Regions from separate parts of the Homo sapiens genome. Here regions 2 and 3 are each linked to region 1. The links are chromatin contacts, found by Hi-C or POLR2A ChIA-PET in ENCODE. All regions are on one chromosome and are shown on one strand. Each heading gives the region's core, a stretch centred on a gene start or an enhancer-like site at or near the end of the contact. The rest is flanking DNA. Distances are from core to core; before and after follow the strand shown. Region 1 holds the start of APBA1 (amyloid beta precursor protein binding family A member 1). Region 2 holds the start of CFAP95 (cilia and flagella associated protein 95). Region 3 overlaps APBA1 (amyloid beta precursor protein binding family A member 1).

Region 1 (3,822 bases), core at 934-3,433:
GATCCTGACCCTCCACGAATCAGTTCCTCACAAACCACCTCAGCCATCTTTCAGGAACGGAAATGTGATCCTGCTTGCCTGCTCCCAACTCTTGGCAACCCTTCATTGACTTTCCAGGCTCATAAGACAAAATCATTATTTAAAAACGGTCCACAAAGTCTGCCTGCCTCTCCAGTCTCATCTCACTTCGGCCCCACCTGCTTGGGCCTTTTCACATTTCCTTCCCTTTACCTGGAAGTGTCTCAATGCTGCCTCTCCTGGGGGATCTGAAATGTCATTTCCTTAGAAAGCCTTACCTAGTCCCAGAGTCCACATTAGGTTTTCCCGTGCACCTTAGCGCCTTTGCAGTTGAGAATTTATCACAGTTGCACTTAGTCTGATTGTTTTATTTGTTTGTTTGTTTTTTGAGACACCAAGGCTGGAGTGCAGTAGCGCGATCTCGGCTCACTGCAACCTCCGCCTCCCGGTTCAAGCATTCTCGTGCCTCAGCTTCCCGAGTAGCTAGGATTACAGGCGTGCACCAACACGCCCGGCTAATTTTTGTGTTTTTAGTAGAGACAGGGTTTCGCCATGTTGACCAGGCTGATCTCAAACTTTTGGCCTAAAGTGATCTGCTGGACTCAGCCTCCCAAAGTGCTGGGATTACAGGCGTGAGCCACCGCGCCTGGCCAGTCTGATAGTTGAATACCTATTTCCTTCAGCGTACTGTGAGCTCTGGTGGAAAAGGACCATGTCTGGCTCGTACATATGCCAAATAAGTATTCACCGGAAAAAATATGAGTAATGTCACAGGACAAGCAGACATCTTCCTAGTATATAATTTTAAATTTTACTAAAATCTTTTTGAGAAGGTAGCTATTGTTTTATTAAAGCAAAAAAAAATTACAAAGTACAATGCAAAATTCATATGAATTTTAAAGCTAAAACAAGACTTTCAGAATGCTTTAGGCTACACCCCCAGACTTCTCTAGAGACGTGCTTAAAATAATATGGAAACACGGTGTGGTAAAAGATCCATTTCCCAAGGGATCTGGATAACCAGCGCTTATCTTCATTTTACTGGAGAATACATGTGCGGAGAGGGCTTTGCAAACTACAAGGCTTTGTGCATTATAACATTATTATGGAAAAATCTGTGTTTCTAAGAGGGGGAATGATTTAGCTATTGCATTGCCAATTACAGGTGGGGCTGGCGCCAGAGCCCAGGCCTCCCGGGGCCTGTCTAGCCCACAGCTTTTCATTAATGCACAGCACTTGCCACCTGGTCCCTGCCGCAAAGGGTGGCCTCTCGAGTTAGGAGCCATATCTAGGGCGGATGGCCTGTGCTAGGCTCAAAGACACTTAAGTTCCGATCAACCAGAACTGAGGAGCGGGTAGGAAAACCAAGCCGAGCCTTCCTCGGCTTCACAATCCGCAGGCTCTCCGCTGTCCCCGGCGGGACTCGGCAGTTCCCCTGGAGGGCTGCAGCCCGGCTGTCTTCGCTCAGGCCCAAGCCCGCGCGGCTCTCCCCCTGGCGGAGAACTCGCAGGACTGCGACGCATTCCGGAGACGCCGTCAATCTCCGAATTTGAAGCGCAGGCGATATCTAAGGGGCCTGGGAAGCGGGAAAGCTCGGGAGTCACTCCGGAGAGAACACCCTGCAGGAGTCGACGCGGCTGCCTGGCTTCGTGGTCCTGCAGCGTGGCCCGTTGCTTCGCGCAGAGGTTGGCCACAGCTGCTGGCTAGGAAACTGGGGACCACCTGGGTTGCCACCGAGGAGGGTGGAGGCCCCCGTCAGTCCCCTCGGGGATGCAGCTGCATTTTCCCCTCCTTGCGTCCGGCCGGGAGCCAGAGGATGGGGCTGTGGAACCCATTCCGAAAGGCAGGGCGGGCCCTTCGGAACCCGGACGCGAGGGAAGGCGAGAGGCGCGGGTGTGCCGCACGCCCACCGGCGCCGGGGCAGGGGCGCTGCAGCCGGCGGCCCACGGAGGACATCAGCGGTGCCGCCGCCGCCGCCGCGGGCTCGCGGGCCGCGCGCGCACGCGAGTGGGCGAGGGAGGCAGGGGCGCTACTAGCAGGCGGCGTGCGCGCGCGCGCTCCCCCGCGCCCTCCCTCGCAGGCCCGCCCGGCCCCAGCGCGCGTCACGAGGGGCCAGCGAGCTAGCTGGAGGGCGGGAGGGAGGGTGGGGAAAGGGGGTGGGGCCGCGAGACCGGAGGGGTCCGAGCAGCGGCTGCGGAGCCGGAGCTGGGCGAGGGCGGCTGCGGTCCCGGCGGCGGCGGCGGCGGCGGCAGCTGCGGCGGGAGAAGATGGTGGCGCTGGAGGCAGCAGCGGCTGGAGCGGAGCTTTATTCCCAGGCTTGGCACCAGCGCTGTCACTAGCGCCGCCTGCTCCCGCGGGCCCGCGGACCCAGCTGTCAGGCAAGGTACCACAGCCAGGGAGGGGTGGGTGAGAAGGGGTGCCCGGCGCTGATGCGGCCCCCGACGGAGCCCGGGTCCTCGCCAAAGGGCGCCCCCGGACGCGAGAGGGGCTGCCTGGAACAATAGTGCGGAGGAGCGGAGGCAGCAGGCGACATCCAGGAGGCAGTGCCTGGAACCATCAGCTAGCGAGGCGGGGGAAGGCGGCGTTGCGAGCGAGACGCCTGGGGTCCGGTGCCCGCTGAGATGCCGGGCTTCGGGCGCAGCAGGCGGGCCTGATGACAGTCATGGCAGGAGTGAGTGTGTGAGAGTGTGTGTGTAAAAGGTACAGCAGAGGGGATGGGGTGGCGGACGGAGGTGTTGGGGGGTGACATTTCCAGGAATCCCCGCTAGGACCCCCTCATCTCTCGGCTGACTCTCCTGGAGAAAGAATGTGATGATGGAAACGGTGAGGTGGGCAGGATGCACTTGGTGTGTGAAGTGTGGAGGGAGGCAGTGGGATAGGGGCCGGTTTGTAAAATCCTGTATATGTGTGTGTACGCGTGTGGTTGCATCCACGTTCCCCAAACTGCGCCCCAAATCCAGAGATCTGCCGCTGCCCTTACTTGATGTCACCGGCTAAGACTGTGGGACAGTGTTTGTTATTTTGACCCTGCAACTCTGAGCACAGTGTCTGTTCTGCTCCTGCGTGTGGATGGCCCAGTGTAGGGATTCTCGCTTCCCCTTCCTCTGGCCTCATGACATGGGGATGTGGAAGTGAGCATGTTGCTTTGAGGCACATGGCAGGGAAATAGGATAACCGTTACACATTCTGGGCTTGCTAATGTACCTGGTTTTGAAGGGGCCTTCCATCCTGTGATACTACTTCTCTCCTTAGCACCTGTTCCATAAGGGTCTTGTACTCCCTGACTGTGCAGTTTCTATTGTTTTTCTCTTGTCTGACCAGAAGGAGAAGGATGTTGAATGATCAGATTCCTCTTCCTGTCCCCACAACTTTCAATGCTAGCTAGACCTTCTCCTTCCACATTTAAGCACTGAAAACCTTATGGCTAGAGGATGGATGGTCTTTGTGTTGGTTCTTTTAGAATGAACTCTGGAGGTGTATACGTATAGAGAGATGCGGTGGGGCGGGGGGCGGTCTTTTAAAAAGAAGAAAAATATCACACGGAGAAATGTTTGGTGCCCACTTGGTCAGCATCACACAGCCAGGGCGTTTTCCTCAGGAAACAGGATACTTTATTTCTACTGCTGGTGACATCCACTCTCCCAGCTGTCACAATAGCTAGGTGGTGCCGTGTATCATTTGGAAACTGAAATCTCCTGAGACCCACAGCGATGGGGTCCCAGGTCAGTAAAGTCCCTGCTTTCCTACCTGATAGAGCCCACTAGTAGGGAATTTGGAAAAATGTCAGGCTGGCAACAACTCACC
Region 2 (3,822 bases), core at 911-3,410, 150 kb before region 1:
TAGAATGATGCTAAATGCTTTATAAAATTTATCTCATTGAATCTGTTTCTCTACCTCTATGTCCCCAACATGTAGCAAAGTGCATGACACACAAATGTATGTTGGGTTGAATTTAAGTCTTCCTGTTCCCCAGCCTTCCTTCTAAAACCAACGCATGAGGTCCCGCTATATTTTCAGCAGCGGCTGGAATGACTTACAGCGTTCCACTATCCTTCTCTCCTCACCAGGTTCCTCACCTTCTTCTCATTTGTGTTCTTCTGTGGTTTTGCTATTGATGTCTGTAACTTTCACAATGCAATTTTCAAAGTAATAGTGGTGCAGCAGAGAGCAGAAGCACTGTCCCTTTGCAAAAAGTCTTTCTCTTTAACAATAACTTCTAGTGGTGATTTATGGTATGACTCAAATCTCTGTGGGGTAACAGAGTCACAGAAGAGCTAAGTGTTTTGCTTGAGAGCTATGAGGTAAGCCCTATATGAGGCTAAAAGAGGATGTTCTGTTTCCCAGTGTAGTTTTGGATTCCAAATCTGTATAACTTCTCATACTGAGTTCAAAGGAGGAAGAGAGACAGTTTCAGGGTTGAGAAGTAAAAGCAGAAAGGTAAACTTGTTGGAAAGCAGGGAATAGGCTTTAGAAAGTTTGCAAGACAGAAACTGCAGGGGTCGCATATATTACATGAATGAATGGGATGAAGTCGGGCTTAGCCTTAGGGCTAGAGTCAAAATCACTCATTTCTTTCAAAAGCAAAAACATAAAGTAGACAAGATTTGTGACTTCTTTTCATTTCTTTTTTTTCTTCACGCCCCTCCCAAATATTCCAACCACTCCAAATGTAATTACTATCAACAGCAGAGCCAGGAAAGTTAATTCAAGGGAAAGAATTTGAAAAGTCCTAAAAGTTTCCACTTTTCTTCCAGTTATACATCACAGTGTTGCTATTGGTCACTGTGATATTTAATAAGAGAAAGTGAATTTCCAGGTCAAGTTCTAAAGCACAAGAAGTAAACCAAATGCTTCTTGGGGCCAAGCAAGAACTTACACGAGGGAAGTTCCTAAAGACAGAACAACACCCATCTTAAGGTGTAGCCAGTGCTCAGCTCTGGTACATTCATAGTTCCCCAGAGAAATAAAATCCTCTCTGGCCAAGACTTTCAAATTTTCAAAGATACAACCCTGGATTTACTGTGAATCTCCTAGTTTTAAATGTGGCCAACTAATTAAAATGAAAAAAAAAAAAAGTAAACAGAGCTCATGCCAAACAATGTCTGTTGGCCTTAACCAGTGGGAGATGCCAGTTTGCAGTCTCTGGCCAGAAAAGTTCTTGTATGTAGCCTAGAAAATATGAGGGGCCTCGTTCAAATCACTCCATGTACACCCTACCCCCAGGAAGTGGCAGCCCTGGAGGCTGGTCCTCTAAATAGGCATCTCCCTCCTGCTGTGCCCCTGGCCTCTAATTCCTTTTATGAGTAAGTGCCTGTGTCAGAAATGTGATTTCCAGGCCTCTGACAGCACCCCCTTTTCACCCCCTATTTATACACACCCGCTCTGTGTGAATGAGCTAAAACCTCAGGTGGCGGGGATTTGGCTGCTGCGTGGCCCAGTGTGTGGCTGGGAGCTGCCCCTGAAAGGCTCTCCTATTTCCTCCTCTCTGCTCCAACCCTCTCTCCCACTCTCTCTATTTCTCCTTTGAAAATATTTCTTTCCCTTTTCTTTCTTTTCTCTCTTTTCCTCCTTCCCATTCCTCTCTCGTCTCATCTTTTTCTCACCTTTCTTCTCATTTCCTTCTTTCTCTACATTTCTCCCCCACTTTTCTCATTCTTTTTTCCGTTTCCTCTGTCGTCTCCACTCCTGTCCCCTCTCTCTGACTCTCCTTTCCTTTCCTGTTCCATCCTTTCCCCTCTCTTTCCTCCCCGCAGCACCCGGGAACTTGCGAGGGGACTTCGCTCACCAGGAATACACCAACACCGGCTTCGAGTATTTCTTGTGATGGGAGCGGAGGGTCAGGGAGCCCTTGCGCTCCACCAAGTCCGGTGGTCCGATCTCCAACCAGTGTTGCTTCCTGTCGCACCAGTCCTGGCAGGATCTGTCAAGGCTATCCATGGGAGCCCTCGAGGTACAGACCTCTGAGGAGTTCCCTATGCACCTGTCCTGCCCGGCAGGAACGTAAGTACCAAGATTCGGCGTCTCTTATCTCCTAAGCAACCTGGGGCGGGGCCAGTGGAGGGGCGGATCCCTCCAACCTGACGGCCAAACGTTTCCTAGACGTTGTCGTTACTGATAAGAAACTACATTTCCCAGAATGCAGTGAGGGTAGCGACCGGGCTACACAGGTGATGAAGGGGGGAACTGCATCCTGGGATCCGCAGTTTCGCCTGTCCACCCGCCAAATCCTAAGAGTGGCTGAGCGCAGTTATTGGGGAGTGGTAGGTCAGTTAAGGACCAAGGGAAGAGCAAATTCCCTGAACCCCGAGTGGGTCTGTTCGGGCTGTCTTTAGAGAAGTTCTTTTGTGTGTGTGTGTGTGTGTGTGTGTGTGTGTGTGTGTGTGTCCGAGTCTCACTCTGTCGCCCAGGCAGGCTGGAGTGCAGTGGCACGATCTTGGCTCACTGCAACCTCCGCCTCCCAGGTTCAAGCGATTCTCCTGCCTCAGCCTCCCAAGTAGCTGGGATTACAGGGTCTCGCCACCACACCCGGCTAATTTTTTGTATTTTTAGTAGAAACAGGGTTTCACCATGTTGGCCATGCTGGTCTCGAACTCCAGAACTCAAGTGATCCGTCCGCCTCGGTCTTCCAAACTGCTGGGATTACAGGCGTGAGCCACCGCGCCCAGCCTTTGGGGAAGTTCTTTTTACCGTCCATCATCCATTGCCACCACACCTTCTGCTTACGAGTTATTTATAATAAGTTTAACTAAAAGAGAACGAGAGAACATCCCCTGAAACCCAAAGTTTGTCATTCTATACAGCTTTCCTGCCTGCAAAAGAGGAGGAGCAGACTCATCCAGCAAATCACCTAAAAAGTTTGAAGATCAAAAAGCCTAGCTCCAGTTTCAGATCCTTCCCCTACCTTTCTGAACACTAGTTTCTTCCTCTGAAAAACGAAAGAGGGAACGGGACCGTAGAGTGGAGTGGGCACAAGAATCGCAAGTCCCTTCTGGCTATGACGCTGCAAGACTCTAGGTACAGTTTAGGACTCCGGGCATTCAGATCCCCGGGACTTGTCAAGTTCTCCTCATTGACATTTTTGATATTTCGTGACAACACAAATTCATCACATTTTTGTGCTGTGTGTTATATGTGGGAAGGAGATTTTAAAAAGATTGCCTTTTGAAGTTATTGGATAGCTGTGTTACAGAAGAAAACATTGCCTTCAAGAAGTTATTGGATAGATATGTTACAGAAGAAAAGACGTTTGTTTCATTTTTGACTTTGCAGGAAAAGAATATGTAACACATCAGAATTCTTCTCTCCTCCCTGGCCTTAGTCGAGTACCTGAGGGGCATTAAAGCACTTCCTCCTTGCAATCACTTACCCAGCATAGTCCTTAATACAGATATCTTCATTGTTGAATGAATGAATGAATGTTCATTATGTTTGATTACCTTAGGTTTACTTTCCAAAAGTGTCTTACTTGAGGAAGACCACATCTACACAAAAAAATCAAACTTTAAAACAGAGTAAGAGACCATTCACACTACAAATAGATTCTCGGTTTATAAAAGATGTGTTATAGTGCTCCCATAAATAGTGAGGCACTCTTCTGTATCAGATGGCACAAATTTGATTACATATAACTACTAAGTGCTTTTCCGTGGTCTGTGGTTCATA
Region 3 (3,822 bases), core at 573-3,072, 130 kb after region 1:
CTAGGATCATGTGGATAGTGGAGAAACAATTCTAGAGAAGGTAGAACTCTGATAAGCTGAACAGAACCCCCAAGAGTGTCTTCTAGCTTCATTGAAGAACCATACATTGGATTTTAACCGGTGGGCCAAGGCCCTCCCTGGGTAGAGAATGGTGGGTGCAGGGGGGTGGGTGGAGACTTATATTTACTGAAGGGATCCTTCCTTGAAACCATCTACCTAGATAACAAGCATTCTCTATAGACTGAAAATAAATGGTATATTTTGAGCATATGTGTTGTAGAAGCTCTTAAAATTCATGCAATTTAAATTCTTTCAGTATGTTACCAAATTAGTTATATGTTTTAGTCATCATATGTCTTCAATATCAATAGTAAGGCTATTCTTTTGTGGGAGGAGTCCCTATTATGCAAAATAATGAAGGACCCTGTGTATAAGGTTAGGTATGGACTAAAAGTCTGTATGAGTAGTGAGGATTGGCTGGGATGTTCAACAGAAAGCTCTGCACATGAATTTTATTTTATTAGTTCCCTTATTTTCTTATATTATCATGAACCTGTCTAAAGACATCTTACTGCATGGGAGTATGTTATATGCATGTATAATAAATTGGTAGAAAGCCATTCTGAATGATAGATAATATTTAAATTGACTTTGTATTACTTTCAGCTATATTCAGTAACAGAAACTCAGCCATCAAAGAGTGACAGGGGAAGGTCCTTTGCAATGTGCCATAAGAAATATTTAAGCATGACTTGTAATTTGCATGCTGATTGTTGAAATGTGAGCAAATGCTTTTGAAGTGTTTTTAAAATATCCCTTAATGGTACCTTACATATGCAGGTACTGTTTGCAAACTCTTTTCATAGATATTGAGGAAGGAAAGTTTAAATTCAGCCTAAAAATAATAATAACAAAAAAGAGTAGTAGAAGGTAGTATTACTACGCAGTTTCTTGATACGAGCACTCCACACTTTATAAACATAATTTTATTCTTGCAACAAATGTGGATACTGAATCTATGCCTGTTTTATCCAGAAGGAAATTGAGTTTGAGAGGCCTACAATTTATGTCAAATTATTTGGATCCAAATTAATTTGTTTTTATACTGTGCAAAATACTCCTTTGAATGGAAGCAATGATGGCAGAGTGATCCAATTAACCCATTAGGTTAAGCAGGGAAATTTCAGACATTGCTAGCAAATTGGAGAGATGCATGGCTTCATTATTAAGACCAGATTCTGGAACAGGTCATATGATGCAAGTTAAAATCCTAACCCCACCAATTATCTGCTTTGTGACCCTGGGAAAGTTACTCAGCCTTTCTGTTCCTTGGTTTCCTCCTCCTTAAATTGAAGGTGGGTAATATAACAACTAGTTCCTAGAGTTCTTATAAGGGTTAAATAATATTTAAGCGCATAGAAGAGTCCCAGGAACATGAAATGCTATTGCAGTGCTTTTGACTGGCATGACCTTCTCAGCCTAGAGCCTGTGCACTTGGTATGTCAGCACAACTGAGGGACTGCTCCCAGAGCTATTTCTTCTTTAAGTACAGGGGGCCAGATCAGTGGCGGTCTGGAAAGGTAGCAGGGTACAAAATCAAGTACTTCCTCAGACCTATAATGCTTTACTTTCTAATGGTTTCCAGGTTTCCTTGCTCTGCCCCAGAGTAGGGAACCAAAACAGCAAGCAGAGCCACAAGTGCAGTGCAGGCTGTGGAGGACAGGCCGGGGGGGGGGGGGGGAAATCCCAGCACAGCAGGGAGTGGAAGTGGAGGGCCAGCTGCCAGCAGCCCGCAGTCCAGGCTCAAAGAACTGCCAGGGGCTCCCTCCAATTAGGGGCCACGGCCCCTCCCAGGCCTGCCAGTCTGTTTTAAATCCATTGAGTGCTGTTCTTAGAAACTAAGGAACCCTAACTAATTGGACAATAAAGGAAGATTTTGGTCTTGAGAGGATGGCACAGTAAATGGAGTTTGCAGCGATTTTGATTGCACTCTTACTCTGCAGCTGGCTGGCTGGGGCCTGCAGAAGCCTCTTAACCTCATTGTGCTGATTTCTCCTGCAAGGAAAACGAGAACTGGTTCACTTGCCCTCTCTTCTCTCCCCAGTAGTCTTCAGAAGATTAATTGCTATTTGTGATTCATTTTGATTTGGTTCAACGAAATACAACTAGGGTGAAATACTGTCCTTCTGTAATTCAGGAGAAATTATCCTTTTTAAGTACAGTGACCATTTATCACCCACACTTGGACACTTTTGAGAATAAAAGGGGGCATTAAACATAATTAAAATTCTATAATTTTGCTTGGAAAACATTTTGGCAGTTTCTTAACAAAACTAAAAATACCCTTACCATACACACAATCTAACAATCACACTCCTTGCTATTTACCCAAATGAGTTGAAAACTTATGTCCACACACAACCTGCTTGTGGATGTTTATAGCAGCTTTATTCATAATTGCCAAAACTTTGAAGCAACCAAGATGTCCTTCGATAGGTGAATGGATAAATAAACTGTGGAGCATCCATACAATGAAATATTATTCAGTGCTAAAAAGAAATGAGCGCTCAAGGCAGAGAAAGACATGGAGGAATTTTAAATGCACATTACTAAGTAAAAGAAACCAGGGCAGTGAAACTATTCTGTATGGAACAATAATGGTGGATACATGTCATTATATATTTGTTCAAACCCATAGAGTGTACATCATGCGCGAACTCCCAAGTAAACGATGGACTTTGTTTTATAACGATGTGCCAGTCTTGGTTCATTGACTGCAACAAATGCACCACTCTGGTGGGAGATGTTAATGGTGGGGGAGGCAAGTGTATGCAGGGTAGGGAAGAGGAGATGTATATGGGAACTCCATACATTTTGTTCAGTTTTGTTGAGAACGTAAAACTGCTCTGAACATAGTCATTAATTTTTAGAAATTATATAATTTTGGACATGTTTATTAGTTTCCTTATAAATAGATATATTTTTAAACTATTTTCAAAAAATTATTTTTATAAAAGTAAAATTTTTAAAAGAAAAAAGGTATTAACTCAGATGGTCCAAGGGAATTGGTGTTCACCTTAGTCCCAAACACATGCTGAATTGAAACTAAAAAGAAAATTAAAAATAACATGCTTATTATTTCAAGAGGAAATAAATTACTTTTGAATTTTAATAAATTACTTTTAAAGTTTTAATAAATTACTTATTAATTCAAGAGGAAATAAACTGCTTTTCTATAGTGTATTTACTCTTTTTATTGGGAACCTTTGCTGTCAAATGTTTCTCTCATTTTTTTCCTAGGTTTTTATTACTAACTTATTGAGTAATTCACAGCATACTAATGCTCCATTAACTGCTTTACATACATTAATTTAATTTAGTTCTTTTAAAATAGAGATTTCTTCATTCATTCACTCAAAAGTATTTACTGACCTACAACTCCACAGCAAGAAACCAAAAAAAAAAAAAAATGCAAAAAAGAGAGCAAATAACTTGAATAGACATTTCTTTTAAGAGGACATACAGATGGTCAATGGGTATATGAAAAGATGCTTAACATCACTAATCATTAAGGAAATGCAAATCAAAACTACAATGAGATATCACCTCATACCTGTTAGGATGGCCGCTATCAAAAACAAAAACAAAACAAAACCAGTAAATAACAAGTCCTGGCAAGGATGTGGAGAAATTGGAAACCCCTGTATACTATTGGTGGGAATGTGAAATGGTTCGGCTGATATAGAAAACAGAATGGGGGGGGGGGTCCCTAAAACAATTAAAAATAGAACTGCCTTATGATCCAGCAATCTCAGTCAAACT

The links. A loop is a pair of places that touch in the nucleus more often than their neighbours do. ChIA-PET counts read pairs that join two places held with the same protein, here RNA polymerase II (POLR2A). Pooled maps may share reads with other maps.
Region 2: a loop to region 1 is called in a map of endothelial cell of umbilical vein, with 6 times the contacts of the local background. The contact joins the promoter of CFAP95 here to the promoter of APBA1 in region 1. A Hi-C loop is called at or near these places in 5 of 168 maps with a recorded cell type or tissue (Calu3, HAP-1, HepG2 and 2 more), 1 of 37 single-sample maps with no recorded cell type and 10 of 50 pooled maps. POLR2A ChIA-PET finds 5 or more read pairs at or near these places in 2 of 52 experiments (A673 and H1).
Region 3: a loop to region 1 is called in a map of dorsolateral prefrontal cortex, with 4 times the contacts of the local background. The contact joins the enhancer-like site here to the promoter of APBA1 in region 1. A Hi-C loop is called at or near these places in 9 of 168 maps with a recorded cell type or tissue (A673, Calu3, IMR-90 and 6 more) and 11 of 50 pooled maps. POLR2A ChIA-PET finds 5 or more read pairs at or near these places in 2 of 52 experiments (AG04449 and AG04450).

Annotation. Positions count from the first base shown.
Region 1 is chr9:69,670,732-69,674,553 of GRCh38, reverse strand. APBA1 (amyloid beta precursor protein binding family A member 1) reads left to right here and starts at 2,183. Exons shown (of 13, transcript NM_001163.4): 1 at 2,183-2,401. RefSeq lists silencers at 2,106-2,155, 2,336-2,415.
Region 2 is chr9:69,819,155-69,822,976 of GRCh38, reverse strand. CFAP95 (cilia and flagella associated protein 95) reads right to left here and starts at 2,160. Exons shown (of 6, transcript NM_001010940.3): 1 at 1,946-2,160. The coding sequence starts at 2,097. CFAP95-DT (CFAP95 divergent transcript) reads left to right here and starts at 2,238. Exons shown (of 2, transcript NR_038833.1): 1 at 2,238-2,327; 2 at 2,710-3,572. RefSeq lists a silencer at 2,185-2,244.
Region 3 is chr9:69,541,196-69,545,017 of GRCh38, reverse strand. The region is part of intron 1 of APBA1 (amyloid beta precursor protein binding family A member 1); the gene reads left to right. Among named protein-coding and RNA genes, the nearest start is that of APBA1, 130 kb to the left of the region's middle. Within about 2 kb of position 1,822, at least 3 of the 41 ENCODE cell types and tissues checked have a DNase peak (open chromatin) inside an H3K27ac peak, as active enhancers do; they include dorsolateral prefrontal cortex, where a contact is called at or near this core.